Linked DNA regions of Homo sapiens: region 2 is linked to region 1. Evidence: chromatin contacts called from ENCODE Hi-C or POLR2A ChIA-PET data. All regions are on one chromosome and are shown on one strand. Each heading gives the region's core, a stretch centred on a gene start or an enhancer-like site at or near the end of the contact. The rest is flanking DNA. Distances are from core to core; before and after follow the strand shown. Region 1 has its middle 17 kb from the start of CLEC3B. Region 2 overlaps LOC124906233 (a long non-coding RNA gene).

The links. A loop is a pair of places that touch in the nucleus more often than their neighbours do. ChIA-PET counts read pairs that join two places held with the same protein, here RNA polymerase II (POLR2A). Pooled maps may share reads with other maps.
Region 2: a loop to region 1 is called in a map of PC-3, with 2.5 times the contacts of the local background. The contact joins two enhancer-like sites. A Hi-C loop is called at or near these places in 3 of 168 maps with a recorded cell type or tissue (Calu3, PC-3 and aorta) and 3 of 50 pooled maps. POLR2A ChIA-PET finds 5 or more read pairs at or near these places in 9 of 52 experiments (AG04450, BJ, H1 and 5 more).

Annotation. Positions count from the first base shown.
Region 1 is chr3:45,040,222-45,045,874 of GRCh38, forward strand. No RefSeq gene overlaps it. Among named protein-coding and RNA genes, the nearest start is that of CLEC3B, 17 kb to the left of the region's middle. RefSeq lists a silencer at 521-640. Within about 2 kb of position 3,675, at least 2 of the 41 ENCODE cell types and tissues checked have a DNase peak (open chromatin) inside an H3K27ac peak, as active enhancers do.
Region 2 is chr3:45,074,845-45,080,436 of GRCh38, forward strand. The region is part of intron 1 of LOC124906233 (a long non-coding RNA gene); the gene reads left to right. Among named protein-coding and RNA genes, the nearest start is that of CLEC3B, 51 kb to the left of the region's middle. Within about 2 kb of position 4,232, at least 2 of the 41 ENCODE cell types and tissues checked have a DNase peak (open chromatin) inside an H3K27ac peak, as active enhancers do.

The DNA.
Region 1 (5,653 bases), core at 2,425-4,924:
TGGAGCTGGCCCATGGAAAGCAATCTTCTCTTCCATGCGCAAACATGCACATCTTTGCCTCATCCGAAAACACTGCTCTGCTGATGTGGCCCTAATGCCTTAGACCCCCAGGTGACACTTTTTCCTTTGATTTTGGCTTTGCACAGATAAAAAGGAGATATTAATAAAAACAAAACTAACAATGTTTGCACTGACCCCAAAGCCCCTCGCCATGAGCTGGGCAACATTTAATATTCATAAACCTAGCAGGGAGGTATTACTAAACTTATTTCATAATTGAGGAAAATGAGGTATAAAGATAACTTTTGTGAGAACATTTAGTGATGGGCCTGGAATTTCAGCACAGGTCTGTTGCGTTCCAAAGCCCACATGCCATCTGCTATATAAATCAAGTCCTTCCTGGATCTTGAAGAAAGTTTTAAGATTTTCTTGATGTGATTGTGAAAGATGTGTAAAGGAGAGTTGATAGTGATGTGTATTGATGTGTATTTGTGATTGGTGGTACAGCCTCCTGTAAAAACACATTTTCCACTCAGATTTTTTAGGGCTATTCTGAGGCCTAATGGTAAGCTCTAGCTCACCTGCTTTTCATGGGTGACTCATCTATGAGCATGGTTTATGAATCTTTCAAGCTGAAAATCATGGCACAACCCACAAAACAACTAACCTTTTTCTCCACTAGAAGGCACTGTTGTTTCATGCAATGTGAGAACACAGCCAGGGGAGAAACATCAATGCAATCTTTATTTTTTTATTTTTATTTTTTTTGAGACCGAGTCTCACTCTGTCGCCCAGGCTGGAGTGCAGTGATGTGATCTCGGCTCAATTCAACCTCTGTCTCCTGGCTTCAAGTGATTCTCCTGCCTCAGCCTCCCTAGTAGTGGGGATTACAGGCGTGCTCCACCATGCTTGGCTAATTTTTGTATTTTTAGTAGAGACAGGGTTTCACCATGTTGTCTTGAACTCCTGACCTCAGGTGATCCATCCACCTCGGCCTCCTAAAATGCTGGGATTACAGGCATGAACCACAGTGTCTGGCCCAATGCAATCTTTAGAAGAAGAAACTGAGGTACAGGGAGGCTAAATGACCAGCCATGGTCACACACCTTGCTAGAGAATGAGCCCAGGAGTCTCACTTTTTTAGTAGGAAGTAGCTTTTTGCAAACCATTTCTCCAAGTCAACACCTGGTAAGTATTGAGTGCCTACTATGCACCAAGCACTCTGCCTGGAGCCTGCTCTTGAGTTGTTGTTTACCACCTGACAGGACACTCGGCATTTTTAAGAGCTCAAAGACAAATGGATGGAGCTGCTTTTGAGAGTAGCTCTCCTGGTTTGCACTGTTGAGAAAATTGGACAATAAGGTAGGAAAATGCTTTTTGGATGAGGACAGGCAAGCCACACAGCTAGGCCAAAGGCAAATTAGGAAACTAGGGCTTCCTCTAACCTCTAGGGTTTTCTTAAACCAGGTTGTCAGTGGCAGTGACACTAGGTCAGAAAGAAACTCTAGATTTAGATTCCAGCTCTGCCACCTTCTAGTCTTGTGGCCTTGGAGAAGTCACACTGTTTGAACTGTGGTTTCTTCATCTGCATGATTTGAAATGGGAGGAGCAGCAGAGCCAAGTTCACAGACATGAAAGCTGAAGACAAGTTTCTTAGCCTCTCAAGTCAGCCATGGCTGGTTTATCTGTGGTTACTGTATCACTTCAAATCACCTATGAATGATTCTCTCCAAGGCCATTAGTGAAGGCAGCAGAGAAGGGCCTGGAGTCCACATCTGTTTAGCTACCAGATACTCTGCTTCCACGAGCCAGGCTAGCTTTCTATGATGAGAGATGTGCACGGGGAGGTGAAGAACAGATCATCCACTGGGAACCACAGTGACCCAGGCTTAGGATCACTCTTTCTGAGGCTGTTTTCCCATCTGGCAGGTGGGCTTATTCCCTCCCTCACGCTGCTGTTGTGGACTACACCTGTGTAAAGGCTCTGCCCTGCTGCTTGGCACACAATTATGAAGATTGTGGAACAATGGTACCGATGAAAAAGCTTTGGAAACGAAACTCCCCTACATAAGAGATAACAAAAAGCATGACTTTACCTGGGTAGGAAAAAACCACAGTGAGCTCAGCTGTGACCTAGTTCCTTATTATACAAGAAAGACAATTCTCTAGGGAAGATAGTCTGGCAATGCAGTTGGCTCTGAACTAATAAGGATCTGGCCAAATTGAAAGTTAGGTCAGTGGTTCTCAGGCCATGCCAGACAGTAAAATCACCTGAAGTACTTTCTAGAAAACCCAATACCCTGGCTACACTCTAGACTGGTTAAATCAGAATCTCTGGGGAGCAGAATCAGGCACTGGTAGTGTTTAAAGCTCCCCAGGTGATTCCAAGATGTAGTGGTTGGGAACCAGACTTATGTGAAGCCAGCTGCCTCCTAGGTTAGGCTTTTGGAAAAAAACTCATCAGCCCTAGAATATCTCTTCCCATTTCTTGAGTCTTCCTCAAGAAATTCCTACCACTCTAGCTATTGAGCAATGGTACCATGCACACTAACCAGGTTTGGTGACAATCAGATTGGTCGTTTTAAATTGATTTTAACAAGAAGCAGAGGTTGGAGTTGAAGAACTTAGTGTAATCAGTTAATTTCAGTAGGAAGTAGGCATGCTTATCAGCTAGGATTAGATTTGGTTTAAAATCCAGAATAACCGGGACTTAGCCAGGTATGATGGCCCACTCCTGTAATCCCAGCTACTCAGGAGGCTGAAACAGGATGATTGCTTGAGCCCAGGAGTTTGAGACCAGCCTAAGCAATATAGCAAGACTCTCATCTTTAAAAAGAAGAATAATAAAATAAAATATATTAAAAAAATAAAAACAGAGACTTAAACAAGACAGAAAACTTGAGCCAGGTAGTCCAGTGCTGGTCTGGCCACTTCATGGTCATTGGAGATCAAAGTTCCTTCTATTTTTCCACTCTACCATCCTAGCATGGAGCTTCCATCTTTGAGGTCACCTCAGGGTCCATGATGGCTGCTGGAGCTCCAGCCATTATTATCCCCACTTCAGAAAGGAAGAATGGGTAAGAAAGGTCGAGTCAGCTTCCTTTTTTTTTTTTTTTTTCTTGAGATGGAGTTTCACTCTTATTGCCCAGGCTGGAGTGCAATGGCGTGATCTCAGCTCACCACAACCTCTGCCTCCCAGGTTCAAGCGATTCTCCTGCCTCAGCCTCCTTAGTAGCTGGGATTACAGGCATGCGCCACCATGCCTGGCTAATTTTGTATTTTTAGTAGAGGCGGGTTTTCTCCATGTTGGTCAGGCTAGTCTTGAACTCCCGACCTTAGGTGATCTGCCCGGCTCGGCCTCCCAAACTGCTGGGATTACAGGCATGAGCCACCGTGCCTGGCCTCCAGTCAGCTTCCTTTAAGGAGTGTTCTCTTTTCCTTATATCTATCGCATAGGCCAGAACTTTTTCCAGTGTGTAGCTGTAAGGAAGGCTGAGAAGTGCAATCTTTTAAGTAGTTACCTTGACACCCAAATTAAATTAAACTCTTTAAGGAAAGGGCAAATGGGAAGCAACTAGAAGTTTGTGTCATGGAGCCATTGCAGACCCAAAGCCTGAATGTTGGAGGGAACTGGAAACTAGGGGGCAGGAGAATTAAAAGATCTTGAAGACTAAATGATGACTCATCCGTCTGGTTCCCAAAAGCTTGCTCCTATGAGTCTTTCAGTAGAGGAAGAATGTTTTCAATTGTGCGGCTGGGTTAAATCCTAGTTCCTTTTCAACAAATTCCTAGTTCCTAAGCATGGCTTTCTCAGCCTTTGCTTTGGAATTAGCCCTCTCAAGAGGCCTCTTCTTAAAGAGCATGAACCTAGGAGAGTGCTATGCCCCTAAGTAGCTTCCTACCTGCCTATTCCTGCATGGTAGGATCATTGATTGCTGGCTCTGTGACTCTGTGGCAGAGCTTGACTAAACTTTGCACAGCTTTTTTATTCTCCCACTCCCTTGGAGAGTTAGTTGCACCCTTTTACCAGTCATGTCCCAGTAGGAAACAGATTCCAACTCAGTTCAAAAGACTGTAATGAGGCCGGGCCTGGTGGCTTAAGCCTGTAATCCCAGCACTTTGGGAGGACAAGGTGGGCAGATCACCTGAGGTCAGGAGTTTGTGACAAGCCTGGCCAACATGCTGAAACCCCATCTTTACTAAAAATACAAAAATTAGCTGGGCATGGTGGCACGTACCTGTAATCCCAGCTACTTGGGAGGCTGAGGCAGGAGAATCACTGGGACTCAGGAGACAGAGGTTGCAGTGAGCCGAGATCGCACCACTGCACTCCAGCCTGGGCAACAGAGTGTGATTCTGTCTCAAAAAAAAAAAAAAAGACTGAAAGGATTACAGGCAGTCCTCAATTTATACAGTTCTGATATGCTTAAATATCAATGATCATGTTTTAGTTAAATAACACAGTCCCCCAACCAGATAGTTCAAATTTCAGCTACATTGTTATACTGGTAAAGTATAATTTTATTTTATTTTATTTTTTATTTATTGAGATGGAGTCTTGCTCTGTCATCCAGGCTGGAGTGCAGTGGCATGATCTCGGCTCACTGCAAACTCTGCCTCCTGGGTTCAAGTGATTCTCCAGCCCCAGCCTCCTGAATAGCTGGGACTACAGGCACATGCCACCATACCTGGCTAATTTTTGTATTTTTAGTAGAGATGGGGTTTCACCATGTTGGCCAGGCTGGTCTCAAACTCCTGACCTCAAGTGATGTCCCCCCCTCGGCCTCCCAAAGTGCTGGGATTACAAGTGTGAGCCACTGCACCTGGCCCCTTGCTAAAGTATAATTTCACTGCTAACTCTTCAGGCCACACATCACTAACAGATATGCTGCATGATCAGTGACCCACCACATTGCTTCTTTCAAAGTGTATTGGTGACTGGGCACCATGTGCCTGTTATTCAGCTCATCCACTGGCAGCACAGTGTGTAGTTGTGTTGCACTTTGTCTTCTGGTGAGAAATTCATGTGACAGTTTACAAAAATGGATAATTGAAAGAGGGAACTGACTAATAAAGATAAAAATGCAGCAAAGAAATGCAAAGTGAGAATGATGGAAGTGAGGTTTGTGTAGAATATAAATGGAGTTAGAAAAGAAAAAGCTGACTGTGGGAAGGTGGATGCTGCTGCTGTTTGAAGTTCTGGATATGCAACCAGAGGAACGTAGTGACCGTGAGCTTATCTACATAAATGACAACAGTGCCTGTGGCAAAAAGGATAAAGATGTCCTGGAGGAAATGATGCCAGCAAAAAACCACGAAAAGGAATTCTTAGAGATATTTTGTGACATTGAAAGCAAGAAAGATAAAATGTAAGAACTAATCCAAGCTTGAGAAGGAGGATGACAATTTTCCGGGAATAGAAAAGATACCCACTGAATCGAAATCTATATATAATGGGAAGGAAGTGGCAAGCACTGTCCAAACGGTTCTCGGTAAGATTTTCACAAAGAAAACACTTTAATTTCCAATGTTTCTAATGTTTTCAATTAGTGTATTTAATATCAATTTTTGCGACTTTTTCTCTTACTGACAGTAAGAAAGTTTAATGTTTTGACAAACATTTTTGAAAGGTCAGAGGACAATCGTCCTCTTC
Region 2 (5,592 bases), core at 2,982-5,481, 35 kb after region 1:
TCTGATGTTTAGAGATTGGGAGAAAAGGGGGAGCCAGCCACGGAGACTGAGAAGGAGAAGCCAGAGGGGAAGGAGGACAACCAACAAATCTGAGGCCGTGGTGGCCAAGAGAAGGAAATGTCTCATGGAAGAGAGAGTGAGAGATGGTGTTAAATACTGTGTCAAGTAAGATAAGGACTGAAAATTAAATATGAGGATTCAATAAAACTGTTCGTATAAATATTTTAGAAGAGTTCTTGGTACATAGTAATCATTCAATACATGGAACACACACTACACACACACACACATTTGCTATATTAGCCCTGTTCAATTGCATTTTCTGTGATGACAGAGATGTTCTATATTTGTGCTGTTCAATATAGTAGCCACTTAGCCACATATAGCTACTGAAAGCTTGAACATGTGGCTAGTGCAACTGAGGAATTACATTTTTTTAGAAGGGTGAAGAATTGTATTTTATTGAAACTCAACTCAAAAAAAGAAATAAGATGCTGTAGTGTGCAATGTATTCACACAAAGCACCCTCAGATGCATATTCAAGTCAAGTAAGAACTCCATATCCCTTTTCTTAGTTTTCCTACCCTGGGACCTTAGTCTCTTCCATATACAATCATGCACACTTAATTTGAAAAAGGAAACCCAGTGTATTTTGATGTATTCGTTAGCACCAAATTTAATGAAATTTTAATTAAATAAATACTGAAGTTTAAATAGCCACATGTAGCTGCTGGCTACTGTCTTGAACATAAGCAGTTCTGTAGTCCATCCTGTCTAAATAGACCTATTCTGTCTATAGGCCAATTTACAAACGTTCTCTTTTTAGATGATCAGCCAAATGAGTTTTAGCCAGCTTATAAAGGTGTGGCACAGAAGGCCCGTTGATAGAGTTTAAAAATCATGTGCACAGGAGTGGAAAGTTTGGGTGAGCAAGCAGAGGCCAGCACCCTGAAGAAAGAGGCTGATGGAGTTTAAGACACACTAGGACTCAAATCTCGGTCTGTCTCTTAGTTGTGAAGCCCCAGACAGGTTGTTTAACCTCTCAGAGACTGCCTCATCCTCTGAAAAGGCCTGGCTACTTAATTTGCCAGAGCCCAGGGCAAAATAAAAACACTGGGTCCCTTGTTCAAAAATTATTAAGAATTTTGAGCTGGCAACAGCAGAGACCAAGTGTGGGGCCCTTCCGAGTTGCAGGCTCTGTGTAACGCGTAGGTTACATGACCACGAAGCTGCCTCCTGGGTCTTGAGGATGCGGGCTGGGCAGTCAGAGTGTTGAAAATGGGAGAGGGAACAAAGGCGAGAGCGTTTGCTGCTGCTGCACTGCTGCTGGCCTGGGCAGAAGGCTGGGGTGGGGAGCTCTTTTCTTACATCAGTTTCAGATCTTCCCTCTTTCTGAGTCCTGTAGACTATAGCTAATCTTTTCCTAGGCTTGTTTGTTGGCTGGGTCTCAAATGACCATAGTCTAGCTCTTGCAGTTACCTACTGACATGGTTTAGATCTGTGTCCCTACTGACATGGTTTAGCTCGTGTCCCCACCAGATCTCATCTTGAATTGTACTCCCATAATTCCCACGTGTTGTGGGAGGGACTTGGTGGGAGATAATTTAAATCATGAGGGTGGTTTCCCCCATACTGTTCGCATGGTAGTGAATAAGTCTCATGAGATCTGATGGTTTTATCAGGGGGTTCTGCTTTTGCATCTTCCTCATTTTTCTCTTGCCACCACCATGTTAAGAAGAGCCTTTTGCCTCCCACCATGATTCTGAGGCCTCCCCAGCCATGCAGAACTGTAAGTCCAATTAAACCTCTTTTTCTTCCCAGTCTCGGGTATGTCTTTATCAGCAGCATGAAAATGGACTAATACAGTAACTTGGTACCAGCAGAAGGGGTGCCTCTGAAAAGATACCCAAAAATGTGGAAGCAACTTTGGAACTGGGTAACAGGCAGAGGTTGGAACAGTTTGGAGGGCTCAAAAAAAGACAAGAAAATGTGGGAAAGTTTGGTACTTTCTAGAGACTTGTTGAATGCCTTTGCCCAAAATGCTGATAGCAATATGGACAATAAAGTCCAGGCTGAGGTAGTCTCAGATGGAGATGAGGAACTTGTTGGGAAGTGGAGCAAAGATGACTCTTGTTATGTTTTAGCAAAGTGACTGGTGGCATTTTGCCCCTGCTGTAGAGATTTGTGGAATTTTGAACTTGAGAGAGGTGATTTAGGGTATCTGTGGAAGAAATGTCTAAGCAGCAAAGCATTCAAGAGGTGACTTGGGTGCTATTTAAGGCATTCAGTTTTAATAAGGAAGCAGAACATAAAAGTTTGGAAAGTTTGCAGCCTGAAAATGCAGTATAAAAGAAAAATCTATTTTCTGAGGAGAAATTCATGAAAGCTGCAGAAATTTGCATAAGTAATGAGGAGCCGAATGTTAATCCCCAAGACAATGGGGAAATGTCTCCAGGGCATATCAAAGGTCTTCATGGCAGCCCCTCCCATCACAGGCCCAGAGGCCTAGGAGGAAAAAAATGGTTTTGAGGGCCAGGCCCAGGGTACCTGTGCTGTGTGCAGTCTAGGGACTTGGTGCCCTGCATCCCAGCCACTTCAGCTATGGCTGAAAGGGGCCAATGTAGAGCGTGGGCTGTGGCTTCAAAGGGTGCAAGTCCCAGGGCTTGGCAGCTTCCACATGGTGTTGAGCCTGCAAGTGCACAGAAGTGAAGAACTGAGGTTTGGGAACCTCAGCCTAGATTTCAGAGGATGTATGGAAACGCCTGGCTGTGCAGGCAGAAGTTTGCTGCAGGGGCGGGGCTCTCATGGAGAACCTCTGCTAGAGCAGTGCAGAAGGGAAATGTGGGGTTGGAGCCCCCACAGAGAGTCCCTACTGGGGCACTGCCTAGTGGAGCTGTGAGAAGAGGGCCACTGTCCTCCAGACCCCAAAATGGTAGACCCACTGACAGCTTGCACTGTGCACCTGGAAAAGCCGCAGACCGCAGACTCAACGCTCGCCCATGAAAGCAGCCAGGAGGGAGGCTGTATCCTGCAAAGCCACAGGGGCAGAGCTGTCCAAGACCATGGGAACCCGCCTCTTGTTTCAGCATGACCTGGATGTGAGACATGGAGTCAAAGAAGATCATTTTGGAGCTTTAAGATTTGACTGCCCCACTGGATTTCAGGCTTGCATGGGGCCTATAATCCCTTTGTTTTGACAAATTTCTCCCATTTGAAATGGCTGTATTTACTCAATACCTGTACCCCCATTGTGTCTAGGAAGTAACTAGCTTGCTTTTGATTTTACAGGCTCATAGGTGGAAGAGACTTGCCTTGTCTCAGATGAGACTTTGGACTGTGGACTTTTGGGTTAATGCTGAAATGAGTTAAGACTTTGGGGGACTGTTGGGAAGGCATGATTGGTTTTGAAATGTGAGGACATGAGATTTGGAGGGGCCAGGGGTGGGATGATATGGTTTGGCTCTGTGTCCCCACCTAGATCTCATTTTGAATTGTACTCCCATAATTCCCACATGTTGTGGGAGGGACCTGGTGGGAGATAATTTGAATCATGGGGGCAGTTTTCCCTATACTGTTCCCATGGTAGTGAGTAAGTCTTACAAGACCTGATGGTTTTGTCAGGGGTTTCTGCTTTTGCATCTTCATCATTTTTCTGTTGCCACTGCCATGTAAGAAGTGCCTTTAACCTTCCACCATGATTCTGAGGCCTCCCCAGCCATGTGGAACTGCAAGTCCAACTATACCTCTTTTTCTTCCCAGTCTCAGGTATGTCTTTATCAGCAGCATGAAAACGGACTAATACACCTACATTAAAGGGCAGAGAAGAGGCCGTGCTGGTTCATCCATATAACTCATGGGATCATTAGGAGGTTCTTAAGGCTGGGTACAGGGGCTCATGCCTGTAATCCCAGCACTTTGCTGGGTGAAGGCAGGCAGACTCACCTGAGGTCAGGAGTTTGAGCCTGGCCATGGTGAAGCCTGCCTCTACTAAAAATACAAAAATTAGCCAGGCGTGGTGGGGCACACCTGTAATCCCAGCCATTCAGGAGGCTGAGGCATGAGAATCGCTTGAACCTGGGAGGTGGAGGTTGCAGTGAGCCAAGATCATGCCACTGCACTTCAGCCTGGGCAATAGAGCGAGACTCTGTCTCAAAAAAAAAAAAAAATTGTTCTTATGAAGCCTGAGGCTAGGAGAGAATTGGCCAGCAGGAGGCTGAGTTCCACCTTTCTCATTTCGTCATAAGCACGTTTAAAGCCAAGAAACAGCCTTGTGAACCGCCCAAACAGAACAGTGAGCTGTGAGGTTGGGTGTCGTTTGCAGGCTCCCCAGGACTGGCTGAGGATGCCTTGATGTGGCACTGATTAGAGATGATCCCAGAGACCACACAGATGTGAACAGGACTCCCCTCTTCCGTGGGGAACAGAAGTCCATGAGAGGCTGGGTCTGAAGGGCAGGGCGAGGGTAAAGGAGACAGGTTTGGCAGCAGCCTGGAGGGCTATAGGTGCTTTGCCCTGTGGCTTTAACATCAGATCCCCAAGTATCCCTGACCTGGGGGAGGAGCTGCCAACACAAAGTCCAGAAAGGGCAGGGCATATAGGTGGAAGCAGAAATGCCAATCAGGATGAGTGACAGGGATGAACCAAAGTTGGGTTCAATATTCTGGACCTGGGTGACTGGAGGAATCAAAGCATTCTAGAGTTAGAAGTGGCCTTAGAATATTTAATCTTGTGCCTAGGACTAGATATTGTGCTTCAGTGTCCCTGAGACCTCCTCCACCTCAAACTTGTGGCCTCCTGAAGGAAAGAAAAAGAGACAAACACTATCTAGGAAGCCCTGGGGTCCACCAGACTCCTCGGCAGCCACTCTCCCGACTGTGGCTCCCAGGAGAACCCAGTCTCATGGCCTAGCTGAGTAGCAGAGCACTGTGGAAAGGCTGTATGGTTGCTGCCCTGCCTCTTGCTGCTCTGTGACCCTGGGCTCGTGACTTCACCTTGCTGGGCCTTCTTTCACCAGTAAGCTGAAAATAAGCTTTGCTGCTAGGATATTAATTGGTGACATGAGATAAGGTTTGTAAAACACAGGGCACTTGCCTGACATCTACTTCCTCCTTGCCATCTGGAAGCCTCCAGTATAACACCTGCCTGAAGTCATAGCTGAAGTACAACATGTTTCTGACAATTAAATGTAACAGACATAATTTCTAGGGCACCCACTGCATTGGACAATGTGAGACAGATGGACTAAGTACAAGACATGGACCTCTACCTCTGAAAAAAGTAGCATCTTGGTTAAGCAAAAGACACACAAGCACAAGCTTTTTAAATTATGAAACTAATACAGCTACATGCAGAAGAATTATGAATCAAAAGGACTATTGGGATTTAGAAGGAGAGCTTAGCAGAGTTGGAGGGCTTCCTGGAGAAAATGGGCTCTGTGATAGACTCTGAAGTGCTGGTAAGGCATGGAAGGTGGGCAGCTTTTGCTGTGAGTTGTCCAGGAACAATGGCAAGAGCAAGGTGTGGGCAAGAGCAAGGTGTGGGCAAGAGCAAGGTGTGGGCAGGAGTGGATTCAGAGCCCCACTGGAATAGAGT